2 separate regions of the Homo sapiens genome follow, and region 1 is linked to region 2. Evidence: chromatin contacts called from ENCODE Hi-C or POLR2A ChIA-PET data. All regions are on one chromosome and are shown on one strand. The core of a region is the stretch at or near the end of the contact, and the rest is flanking DNA. Distances in the headings are between cores, read along the strand shown.

Region 1 (6,158 bases), core at 3,532-6,031, 110 kb after region 2:
TAAGTAATAAAGAGAAAATTGCCAGACAAAAAGATCCAATTTTCATACAGAAAGAGACTGCTGCATGTTTGACAAAATCAATGAAAATGAACTCATTAAATCACATCGTCAGGAACTATCAGAATATTGAAGACAATATTAAAATACTTTATAGAAGGGGGAAAGAGCGTGTAAAAGAATTAAAACTGAGAATGGCATTAGACTTCTCAACAACAACACGAGAAGTAAAGACAATAAAGAAATGCCTTCAAAATTCTGAAGGAAATTTACATCAAAGCAATAGCAAGACATCAAAGCTCTAGCAAAGGAAAGGCCTTCCCTTCTTGATTCCAAGGTGCCTCATTCTATGACAGAGTTGAGGGGAGCATACAGAAGACCCACTGGCACTTACCCTTCAGCAAGTTTTCTCAGCATCCCAGTGGATAGCATCCTAGGCACCAACTACAACCCAAGGCATCCAGTAAACTTCTCTGCCATCAGCAGGCCAGGCCACAGCCACGTCTCCCATGAGATCTCAATCTCGGCCTTGGAGAGGGGAGTACCCTTCCAAATGCATTCCTTCCTTGGGTGCTCACCCTCAGCCCTAGAGGTAGCAGCTCCTCTCTGTACTCTTTAGCTCTGTTATCCCTTTTTCAGTTAGGCATCTTTTACTTGGTAATATTTCTTTATGTTAAATTTTTCCTGTTTGAAATACTGATGTGGTTCCTGTCTCCTGGCTAGACCCAGAATGATATATAGTCTCAACTAGTTAGCTCCCATGCATCCTTTCTCAGGAAACTTACAGAGGATGTATTCATGGAAAACATGTAGAAAACCACAAAGGAAAACGGTAGCAGATTCAGGAAGCAGAGGCTCCAACACAAAAGAAAACTTAAAGAGGTCTCAGGACAAGGCCAGGGGGGCCACCAGCCCAGAAGGAGCAGGGGCACAGAGCCCTCCAGGTTGTATGTCTACAGGGAGGGAAAAATGGAACTGATACATCACCTACTGTGTTTGAAATAAGTGGCTGGGCACGGTGGCTCATGCCTGTAATCCCAGCACTTTGGGAGGCCGAGGTGGGTGGATCACGAGGTCAGGAGTTCAAGATCAGCCTGGCCAAGATGGTGAAACCCCGTCTCTACTAAAAATACAAAAATTAGCCAGGCACGGTGGTGGGCACCTGTAGTCCCAGCTACCAGGGAGGCTGAGGCAGAGAATTGCTTAAACCCGGGAGGCGGAGGTTGCAGTGAGCCGAGATCACGCCACCGCACTCCAGCCTAGGCGACAGAGCAAGACTCCATCTAAAAAAAAAAGTATTAATTCTAGCAAATGGTACCAGAAAGGAAAATGTAACTGAAATATAACTAACACATCATTTGGGTTAGCGATATACAATATTTACATGGTCAAAATAACATAAACATTATTTTATTTATATTGTTGATTTAAAATAAATTTTTACCTATTTTAAATTAAAATTAAATTTAAAACAAAATATTAGGATCAAAGTAAATACATAAAATTGATTTAAATTATACATACATTTTTCTTTATAATACTCCTGATTTAATTGAAAGCTTTGTTATAACTGTATTGAGATGCTTGTGGGAGAGGAAGTGTGTGCAGGTGTGAGTGTGTTCAAGTTTGTATGAGAGTATAAAGGCTCTAAGAGACTTAAATCTTACATTAGTAGGAAGTCAGCAGGTAATGTCTACATTGGTAAATCAAAAATAGCCCCTAATGTATTATTCATCAATATGGTAATAAATACCAGCAATGACAGTTAAACAGTTGAGAGCAGTTTTCTCTGGAAAACGTGACAATAGGCCTGGAGTGGGAATTTGCTGCTTTTTATCATAAGTCTTGTATGACTATCTGACTTTTTAAATTATGTACATGATGACTTGCTTTTATTGAAAAAACAAGAGAGACTGAAGGATGCCTCAAAATCTGAACAGTGGCTACTTTGAGGTATAGGAATAATTTTTTTCTATTGTTATGCTGCATTTTTCAAGTATATATTATTTTGTATTTAAAAATAATATATATTAATATTTTAAAATATTTTAAACAAATAAGGAGATAACATGACCATACGTGTCTGCTGCACACACACCTATACACATGTGTGCATATGTAAAAGCACATATACATATACACACATATAGACACATAAGTTTATCTCTTATATACAAGCACTTTAGATGTTTCCCCTATCATCTGGCTTGATGTTCATTAAAACAAATTTGAAACTTAGGAATATTTGTCCAAATAACTCCATTTTCTTTGCACACTTTCTCCTGGCATTCCAAGATGTATGCAAAAGGAAGGCTGTTAGAGGCAGGTGGCCCTCCTGGGAGAGATGCCCCATCCCTCACTGTGGCCCAACTCTCAGCTGGACTAATAGTGGCCAATTGTGAATTGTCTCTCCTCCCCCTGTCACCTCACTAAGACATGCACTTCAAAGACTCTTTGGTACATTTTACAGCCTAAAGCAGGTTGGACAGGAGGGAAGAACTGGAAATCAAAACCTTCTAAATGAGCCCCTTATGAGTCAAATTCAAATGTACTTTAAAGGCTCAAATGATAGATAATCGGTTGATGGATAGATAGATAGATAGATAGATAGATAGATAGATAGATAGAAAGAAATAGATGGGTAGGGATAACTAGAGATAAAAAGATATCAGTATGACCCCTTTTTCCCAAGAACTGATTCCATATATGTTTTCTACTGCTCTGGGTCAATACAGAAGGCCTATGGCTTCTATTCTCCTTCCAAATATGTCTCTGGCTATTCATGGCAGATACTGATCATTTTACTGAGATGCTGAGCAACCTGCCCAGAGATGAGTGGGGCAGGGTAGGGTGGTGATGAGTGGTTTAGGGGTTGGTTTCAACAATCACTGTTGCCAAAATTAGTCATCCACACTCCCTGGTTCTGGGGCAGAGTAGGCACTGTGGGCAGAGTATTACACACATCACCCGCTATGAAATGGGTTGTTTGGATTGGTACCCATCATACACACATATCTCCCAGCATCATCCAGACTAGCATGCATAGGAATCAGAGAAAGGTATCACAAAACCACTGGAAGAAAGCTCAGTGATAAGGTCTTTCACATTCTAGTGTGTGGTTCAGAGCACATACTCTGGTTGTCTTAGCATGAATCCAGTGCTTCCTTTATTAGATGAACAATCTTTGTTGTATTAGGTAAGTTCAGTTTCCTCATTTATAGAACTTGCCTAATGGCATTGATTGAGGATTGGATGAACAAGTGTATCCAAGGTGCACAAACAGCACTTGACACATGAGAAATATTCAATGAGTGATTGTTATTATTTTACATTATCCTTTGTATAAATCTATTTAGTCGTCAGAGTTGTCATAAATGCGCAAGCTCAGCATGAAAGGCCTGAGATGTAGGCAATGAAGGTATTATTACCATCTCCATTTGACAGATGAGGAGTCAGAGGCTCATACCAGTAAAGGAGTTGCTTGGCTTAGCACACCGTAGAGCCAGAACTTGACCCCAGAGCTTCCAAGCCACACTTTTCCTGAAGCTGAAGAGGCACCTCTACTCCAACTTAACATGTCATGATATTCCTATCAAAACTTCTACTGATCCATGTGAAATTAAAATCACTAAGGATCTTTCCATTGACCAAGTTCCAGTCTTCTGACAAGCCTGAGTGTTGGGATTATGGCCCAAAAGTAGGTAAGCTGAAGTTGGGTCTAGCTCTGTCACTGTGGCCTTGGGCAAGCAACCTACCCTCTCTGGTCCTCGAGTTCCTAATCTGTAAGGTAGGAGAGTTAGACTCAAAGTCCCTAGATCATGGTTAAGACTCCCTAGATAATGGTTAATCAGCTCTGAAATTCATGATTCTTTAACTTCTTTTTCCTCCTTTAAACAAGTTGGCCTTTGAAGGACAGAGATGCCCAGAATATATATCATCAAACCTAAGCAGTTGTTGTACCCTTTTACAGGCAGCAGAGTAGGGAGTAGGGAGCTAATAACCAAATAGGATCAATGGCTATCCCTGGAAAGCACTGTGGATTTTCCGTTCAGAAAACCAAAACCCCAACAGCAAGATAGCATCTATTCCTAAACCTGAAGAGTTTTCCTATTCAATATGAGAGAATCTGAAAGGAACTTAGGAATCAATCCAATCTCCTTTCACAGACCAGAGAACTGAGACAATGAGAATTTCATGCCTCACCCAAGATGACATAGTTAATTAACTACAGAGATGTGACTGGAACCCAAGGCTCCAGGCTCCTCTTCCGTGTTGCTTCCACAATATTGTGCTTCATCCTCCAGGTTTAGAAAATCTGCATCAATGGTTCAGATGTCTCCTTGCCAGGAGACAAGCCATATTGGGATCAAAGCACATCTGTGAAGCTAATGACAGTCTAATTCACTATTGGCAGAAACATGGGAGATTTAGGGAGAAAATTGCAACAGACCGTTACAGACCATTCTGCAGCACATTGCTGAAAACGGAAAACACCTCTTAGATCACAAAGCATCATTGAGAAGGGGAGCCAAAAATCCCTGCTCATTTCACATTCGGCTCCTTCGGATGGTTGGTGGGTCCCCCAAACCAGCATGCTCCAAACGCACATCTGCTTCCATGCTGGAGAAACAAGAATCAGAGCTCTACTGAACTCACAATAAATTTATTTTTTCAAAAGCAGAGTTAAGAGCTTAACTGGATAAACAAAAAAAAAAAAAAGGAAAATCAAGTGAGTATGACGCAATCAGCCCCTTTGTGTTCCAAAAAACAGCCAAGGTCCCTGACATCTAGATAGCTATCTTTCCAGACTTTTCCCAGCCTTGCCAGCTGTCATTTGAGTTTAAACTCACTTCCTACAAAGGAAAAACGCACCACTATTTCTCTTTCATTGACTGAATAAATCTTCACTGAGCACTTTCTAGATGTCAAGAGTGTGATAAATCATCTCAGGGGCTAATTTCATTGCAATTCTAGCTTCTAGACTAATTATCAAAGCCCCCAAAGACCTACTGACCAACAATAAACAATTCAGGTGTGGTGTCCAACAGCCCCAAGGGCCAAACCCGAAACTTCCCTCCCCCTTCCTGGTTACAATACTTTATCCTCAGAGTATTAAAGACCACATAGTATATATTTTCCTTTAAAACACCATCATCTGAATTGGATACACACGCACACACACAGTGTGAAATTTTTAAAAAGTTATGCATATATATATATAAATTTATATATATACTCACACAAAATTAAAAATTAAAAAAATTAAAAATTTCAATTTCAGGTACTTCTTTTTAGTTAACTTTTATTATGAGAATTTCAAACACAACAGTAGATAGAATAGTATAATAAAACCCCACATATCTATCATCCAGATTTGACAATGATTAACATTATTCTCTTGTTGTTTCTTCTATTTCCCTCTTATTTTACAAAAAAAAAAAAAAAAAAAAAAGGCAAGCATTTCTTAATGATGCCATAATCTAGGGTAACCATATGTTTCCATTTGCCTGGGATAATACTTCTTTGTATTAACTAATACCTATTAACTAATTTTATAGCCCCTTTTGTTTTTAAAAATGACCTGGTTTGTATAATAAATTCTGTGGTCACTTCACCTATAGCCGATATTACTAGTCTAAGGCACTGAAAAAAAGGTGATGTCTTATACTGTTTGTCATTACTCAGTACTATCCTGCTCTTCTAGGCTCTTCTCTGAACCTCAAGAACGGAAAGCCCGAGTACTACAATTCACAGATTCCCTGGCTAAATTCCACCATTGAAAGAAATTGACGTAAGCTTTGGAAGACAAAAGAGAAGAAAAGCATCTTCTCCAGCTTCAGCAGACACATAAGCCTTGGAAGCAAGCAGACAGCAGATGTGGACTTTTGCCCATGATTTACAAGGCTACAGGCAGCCCAGACCATAGCTGGTGGTTTCCAGCAATCTCTGAAATTTACATTTCTTGAAAGCATTCTCACCTTTGGTCTCCAGACTCCAATCTTTACATAGACCTCCAATTCCCCACATGAAACCTCTTCCATCTTGAAATACTTAAAATGTCTTCCATTTTCCTAACTAAATACTGACTAGAACAGTGACAAAGTGAATCCCCACTTTTCAGGTTTGCTTTGGCTCTGAGTATTGCCTGCAGGAGCTCTGCA
Region 2 (6,092 bases), core at 1,595-4,094:
TTAAATTCAGTCCTGAGATAGATACTGAGGTGCATAACTGCAGAAGAGCATAGGGATTTGCATTTGATGTTTGGTTTATCTGAAGCCCAATCAATTGGCTCCCTGAATGAGCCAGACCAAATTTCTTGTGTGCTATGCCAGGCTTCCTGTGAGTCTTGAGTCCAACCATTGGATTCTCACCAGCTTTTCCAGGAGAGAGCAACACAAGACCCATGGGACCTTCTGCATTCCAGCTCTAAGAAAGTTCTGTCAACAAGGCATTGATTTCAAGTATGGGTAAAGGCATCCCCCAGTGTGTCACCATGCACGAATATTGCCAATGCTAACATGTGCTATAAGCCAGACTTTCCTCATTCTGCCAACAATAAGAAGTGTGCAGCAGCTCAAGGAGGAGCAGGGGAGGCTGCCACCCCTGTAGAATACCCATCGAGTCCTTGGCACTGAACTAGACCTGCTGAGTAGGAAAAGGACACAGACCACTTCATTTTTATTCCTTCCCGCTATGGTTCTTCTTGTCAAGGCCTCATTGCCTCTTTCCTTCTCAATCTCCTTCATCTCTTAAGAATATTCTAGCCGGGCACAGTAGCTCACATCTGTAATCCCAGCACTTTGGGAGGCAGAGGTGGGTGATCGCCCACCCACCTGAGGTCAGGAGTTTGAGACCAGCCTGGCCAGCATGGTGAAACCCCATCTCTACTAAAAATACAGAAATTAGCTGGGCGTGGTGGCGGGCCCTTGTAATCTCAGCTACTCAGGAGGCTGAGGCAGGAGAACTGCTTGAACCCAGGAGGCAGAGGTTGCAGTAAGCCAAGATTGCGCCATTGCACCACCTGGATGACAAGAGCAAAACTCCATCTCAAAAAAAAAAAAAAGAATATTCTAGCTGGTGGATTATTTCCATTCTTCAGAAGTTCCAAGTGTCCAAACATATGCATTTTTTGTTATATACCATTTGTATGTGCTGTTTCAAATATTTTCCATTTTATTCCAGTCTAGCATATAAGCAGTTAAAAATATAAGGTTAAAAAAATTATATGTCTTATCAGTCCTTTCTGCTAGAATGTAAATGCTATGAAGACACTTAAGATTTGTTTACTGCTATGTTGGTTGTGTTTAACAGAGGACCAAGAGGATAATACAGGCTCAATAAATATTTGCTGCACAGAAAGGAAAAATGAAAGTCTCCTCCCAGTGCCTAGTACATCACCTCAACTCAGTCATCATACTGACTGCCGGATGTCAATCATGCCTATTCTCTAAGGGCTTAAGGTCTAGATTAGTGGTAAGGTAACCATGTCTAGCATACTTTAAGAAATAGTGACTGCAAATGTTATATTTATAGAGTCATTTAAAATCCCCTTCTCCCCCAAATACTTTTTTAATCTCATTCTCTGAGCAATTCTATGATATTGGTTTAGTGACTGATTTCTTAGGATCCCAATCTGGATGAAAATAACTGAACCTACCCTCGACAATTTTGATCCATTGGCACTGACAACACCAAGCATTTGTTGTGAAAGAGCTAGCTGAATGAGGAAAGTTAATTTTTGTACCTTTTGTAATCATCCTATAAATGTAAAATCATAACAAAAAAATCAGAAGTATTTCTCAAGTGCATTTTTAGTTTTCTGAAATTACAGTACATACATTTCATGTCTCGTACTCCAAACCTTGACCTTTTACTTGTCAGTAGGCAAGTTTGGGTTGGACATACTTTCTTCCAGACATGCTCATTTTTTGTTGGAGTCTTGATTGGGCCTTCACATCTCCAGATGAACCAAACATGATCATTTTGTGATCATTAAAAATTCTCCATATATTTAAATATACTTATATATTTATGCTTCTAACTTGACAAAATGACTTTAAAGTGTAATTGAAGTACAAAGATGTGTATTACATATCTTAAATTCTCTTTACCTTTCCCTCTCCCCTCTCAATATCTCCCTCTTTCTCTTACCTTCCAACTTTACCTCACTCCTAGATTTTATGAATCTAAGACTTGCACCTTTTTTCATTGCTCTAATTTCATGATAAATAAGTTAGCTAGCAAGGCCTCCCAAATCTCTAATTGAAATACACGTGAATCATTTTGGGGGAATCTCACAAGCTTGTCGGAACAGTCTGCCAAACCTGGGGAGATGAGCACCAGGGTATGAACTTTTTTTTTTTTTTTTTTGAGACGGAGTCTCACTCTTTCACCCAGGCTGGAGTGCAGTGGCACAATCTAGGCTCACTGCAACCTCTGCCTCCCAGGTTCATGCCTTTCTGCTGCCTCAGCCTCCCGAGTAGCTGGGACTACAGGCGCCCGCCACCACCCGGCTAATTTTTTGTATTTTTAGTAGAGATGGAGTTTCACCGTGTCAGCCAGGATGGTCTCAATCTCCTGACCTCGTGATCCACCCGCCTCGGCCTCCCAAAGTGCTGAGATTATGAGCATGAGCCACCGTGCCTGGCTGGGTATGAACATTTTAATGAACAGTGGTCAGGTCACCAGGATCATCCCCCTTCAGTACCAGAGTCAAGGGGATCAGCCAACACACGTGGCAAGGCCAGAGGTACAGGTCCCCAGAAGAGAGACAGAGCCTTGACTGCAGGTCTTCCATGTGTCTCCATTGTGTCTGCCTACTCCCCGATTCAAAATTCCTTCCTGCTTTCAAATCCAAGAAAAATAAACTCAGATTCCAGGGTCAGACATTTTTCTCTTTCTAAAAAGTATCAACACTCCCTCCCCTCACCACTCCCCACAAGGAAGTGGATGCAATGCCTGTTCACAAAGGCACATTGGGTGAGGATCTCTGTGTTTAGATTCCTCTCTACAGAGGCCAGAAAGCCTTTAGAGTCACAGAACTGACCCTCGGGCTGAAGCTTGAGGTCATCCTTCATGTTCAGAGTTCCTCACATGCCGTCCCCTGCTCTCTGCCAGACTGTTTGGTGACAAAGAGTCCAGAGGGAGGGAGAGTAAGAAGGGGAAGGGGCCAAGGCAGGGCTTCTCTTTCCAAGATGTAAAAGGCAAACTTCAGGCCACCAAGTCCAAATCGACAACCAGATAGAGCCTCTGTGCTGGTTTGAGCTATTGCTCAACGTTCTAGGCTTTAATATTTTAAGAAAAGTTTATTATGACAAGTCAATGACAGCACTTTTAGTAGGTTAATAAATCATGGGCATATTATATCACAGAGATGACAGCTATGTAAAGCATCACAGGAAACCTGATATTATTTCAACAAAATAGCAACTAGAGCGTCTTGGCACTTACTGTAATTTTAAGTCAAGGTTTAAAAATATATTATTATTAATATTACTGAATGAGAAATTTCCTTGGATTGGGTACTGAGAAATGAAACAGTTCATTGCACAGTTTAGTGTGAGAAGGAATGAAGCATTACGTGGGGAAGGGATTGCAAATGCAGCTTCCTATATTGATGCTCTGGTTATTTTTTATGATTTGCTAATAGCAGGTTAGGGGAGGGAAAGGAACCCAAACCAGATGAAAAATAGGATAAAAAGATGGCCAAGAGCTTTCTTTCATGGCCTCTTTCCAAGCATATGTGGAAAAAAAAGAGATGTTAATTTTTTAATAAGATTCAGAGCATGGTAGAGTAGGAATTGGGGGCCGACCCAATCTTGTTTTGTTTCTTTCATAAAGGAAACTTGGAAGCAGCTGTCAGAGCTGGGGGGTGACAGATGTTAGCAGTGAAGGGTGCAAAGGCAACAACTTACTCCTCCTTCCAAACTGTGAAAATTGTCCTGTGCCAACATTTTTCTGTTCTTTTGGTGGACAGGACAGTGGATTGGCAGGATTAAGAAAGAATAATAAACCCTGATATGTAAATAGTACTTTCCAGTTTACAAAATGCTTTTACATATTTTATCTCAAATCAGCTTTCTACAATAAGCAATCTAGGCTCTGCTGTAATTCTTTTCACATGAGAAGGTGAAGGCTTGGGGAGGTGAAGTGACTTGCCCCCAAACCCACAAAACTGCTTGTGATTGAGAAAGGCTAATAATCCAATCTCCTGGTGGTTGGGTCAGAGCTTTTTCCATTATGTGTGTTTATCTCAGTTTCATCTGGTTTGGGTTTCTTTCCCTGCTCCATCCTAATATGAGCAAATTATAAAACATAACCAGAACATCAATATAGGAAACTGCATTTGCAATCCCTTCCCCACATAATACTTCATTCCTTCTCACACTGAACTTTGCAATGAATTGTTTTAGTTTTTAGTACCCCATCCAAGACTGTTAATCCATGTCACTATTTCTTTTAACTTCTTGTAACTGCTTAGCACTGGAATCCAATAGTTTAGTGGGCATAGTCAGTGCCATCATCCCTGGAGGGAAAGGTGTCCCCTCACAATCTTCCTTCTTAATCCTGGCCTCAGGGCTGGCTTCGTTCCTCTGGTTTTGGATGAGAGAGAAGGGTATTTCACACCAAGGAAGGCTTGACGTTCAGAACAACATCTTGGCAAGGGCAGAGGCCAGCTAGGAAGGGTGAAAGAATCTGTTTTCAGCTCTCTCAGCTCCTGAAGGTCCTCTTTCTGTGTTTAGCATTGCCTTTTCTCTAGGTCTGTCTTCCACCTTCCAGGAAACCAGGGTGTTTCTCCACCACACAGCCACATCCAAAATCTGCCCTCAAGAATCCAGTACCAGTCACTTAAGCCTTGGTCTAAATTTAAATCTATGGTACTTCTCCTAGGGATATATTCATAGCAAGCCTATGTTTAATTGTGGAATAAAATATTTTCCTGCAAAATAATGATAATAATAATAATCATGAACTACTACAAACATGGAAGAGTTGTTCAGTGATTTTCTTGGGGAAGGAAATGGAAAATTTCCTCATATCCCTGACAATGTGCTACACATAGGCACCATTTAAAAGATGATCCAAGCATTGAAAGTAATGTCACAGCATTGTGTATCATCAAGGTATCCTTTAAAGGATAATAGATCATTCAGCATTGTATTACAACAGTGATCATTTTGAAGGTTTGTAATTGAGACACAGAAAAAAATGGAAGTGATGTCATCAAAAAATTTAAAAGCCCCTGGCTTCTAGAACACTCTGTAAGACTCTAAGACAGGTAAGAGCTATCAACCTAATGACCATAGGCTGCAAACCCCAGAAAACTTTAGAGCACAGCTTTCAAATAAGTGGCAACTGGAAATCTACCAGTCAAGGTTTTAAATTTTTTAACATAAATGTAAATCTACTTAACTAATAGCATTGACCCATTCCCTGCTCTTCCTTTTTATTGCTTTCCAAGGCCATGTTATTTCACTTGCACGGAATTAGACACCAAGGATTAAGTCATTTACTCTAGAGTGACCCAGGAGTGGAACTGAGGGTATAACCCAGGCCCACTGACTCCCTTCCACAAGCCATGGATGCTTTAACTACTACATAGGAAATCACCATTCAGAAAATCTCTTAAATAAAAGTCAACAGTAATAATGTCAAGACTTAATAAATGGGTGTGGACTATGTCCTTGGAAAAATTAGTTCTACCAAACTGTGGAGACATGGGCTAGGTCAAAGTGAGTACATGGTTAGACCTGTCTATCTTCTGAAAGAATTTGGAATGAGGAATGAATCATAGAGGTTATCTGGATAATTCATAAATCACAAAAGTCTATCTAGTGCCTGTTATTTCAAAGCAGTTCCATAACATCTCCGGAAGAAAATCAGGTTATCTATATGACCCCAGATGGCACCCACAGCTTCCTAAGCCCTGGCTTTTTACACGTGTGGCTGTGTCTGGGGCAATGCCAGGCATTACCTTCGTAAACTGTGTAGAAAGTAGCCCTACTCACAATCACTCAAATCCCTAGAAACAGAGTCAACTTAAATAAAATGGGCCTTTTAATTCTAATGTGAGCTGTTATTTATAAGTTAGAGTGAGAAAGAGGTTAAAGCTCTTATTTATACAGAAAAATTCCTCTATTCCATGAACCGAAGAAAACAAATGAAGTTGAGAACTCAAAACTGCCTTTCTTAAAAAAGAAGGAGAAGCAGGGGTCAGAGTAGGGGTGGAAGAGAAAACATGTGCCATTCTATAACGTTATTGAAAAGTTAAGTCTCTATGAGT

The links. Hi-C counts contacts between places; a loop is a spot of excess contacts on that map. ChIA-PET counts read pairs that join two places held with the same protein, here RNA polymerase II (POLR2A).
Region 1: a map of prostate gland shows a loop between it and region 2 (4-fold over the local background). The contact joins two enhancer-like sites. A Hi-C loop is called at or near these places in 2 of 168 maps with a recorded cell type or tissue (endothelial cell of hepatic sinusoid and prostate gland). POLR2A ChIA-PET finds 5 or more read pairs at or near these places in 1 of 52 experiments (AG04450).

Annotation. Positions count from the first base shown.
Region 1 is chr2:67,768,215-67,774,372 of GRCh38, forward strand. No RefSeq gene overlaps it. Among named protein-coding and RNA genes, the nearest start is that of LINC01812, 54 kb to the right of the region's middle. Within about 2 kb of position 4,782, at least 2 of the 41 ENCODE cell types and tissues checked have a DNase peak (open chromatin) inside an H3K27ac peak, as active enhancers do.
Region 2 is chr2:67,663,732-67,669,823 of GRCh38, forward strand. No RefSeq gene overlaps it. Among named protein-coding and RNA genes, the nearest start is that of LINC02831, 100 kb to the left of the region's middle. Within about 2 kb of position 2,845, at least 8 of the 41 ENCODE cell types and tissues checked have a DNase peak (open chromatin) inside an H3K27ac peak, as active enhancers do.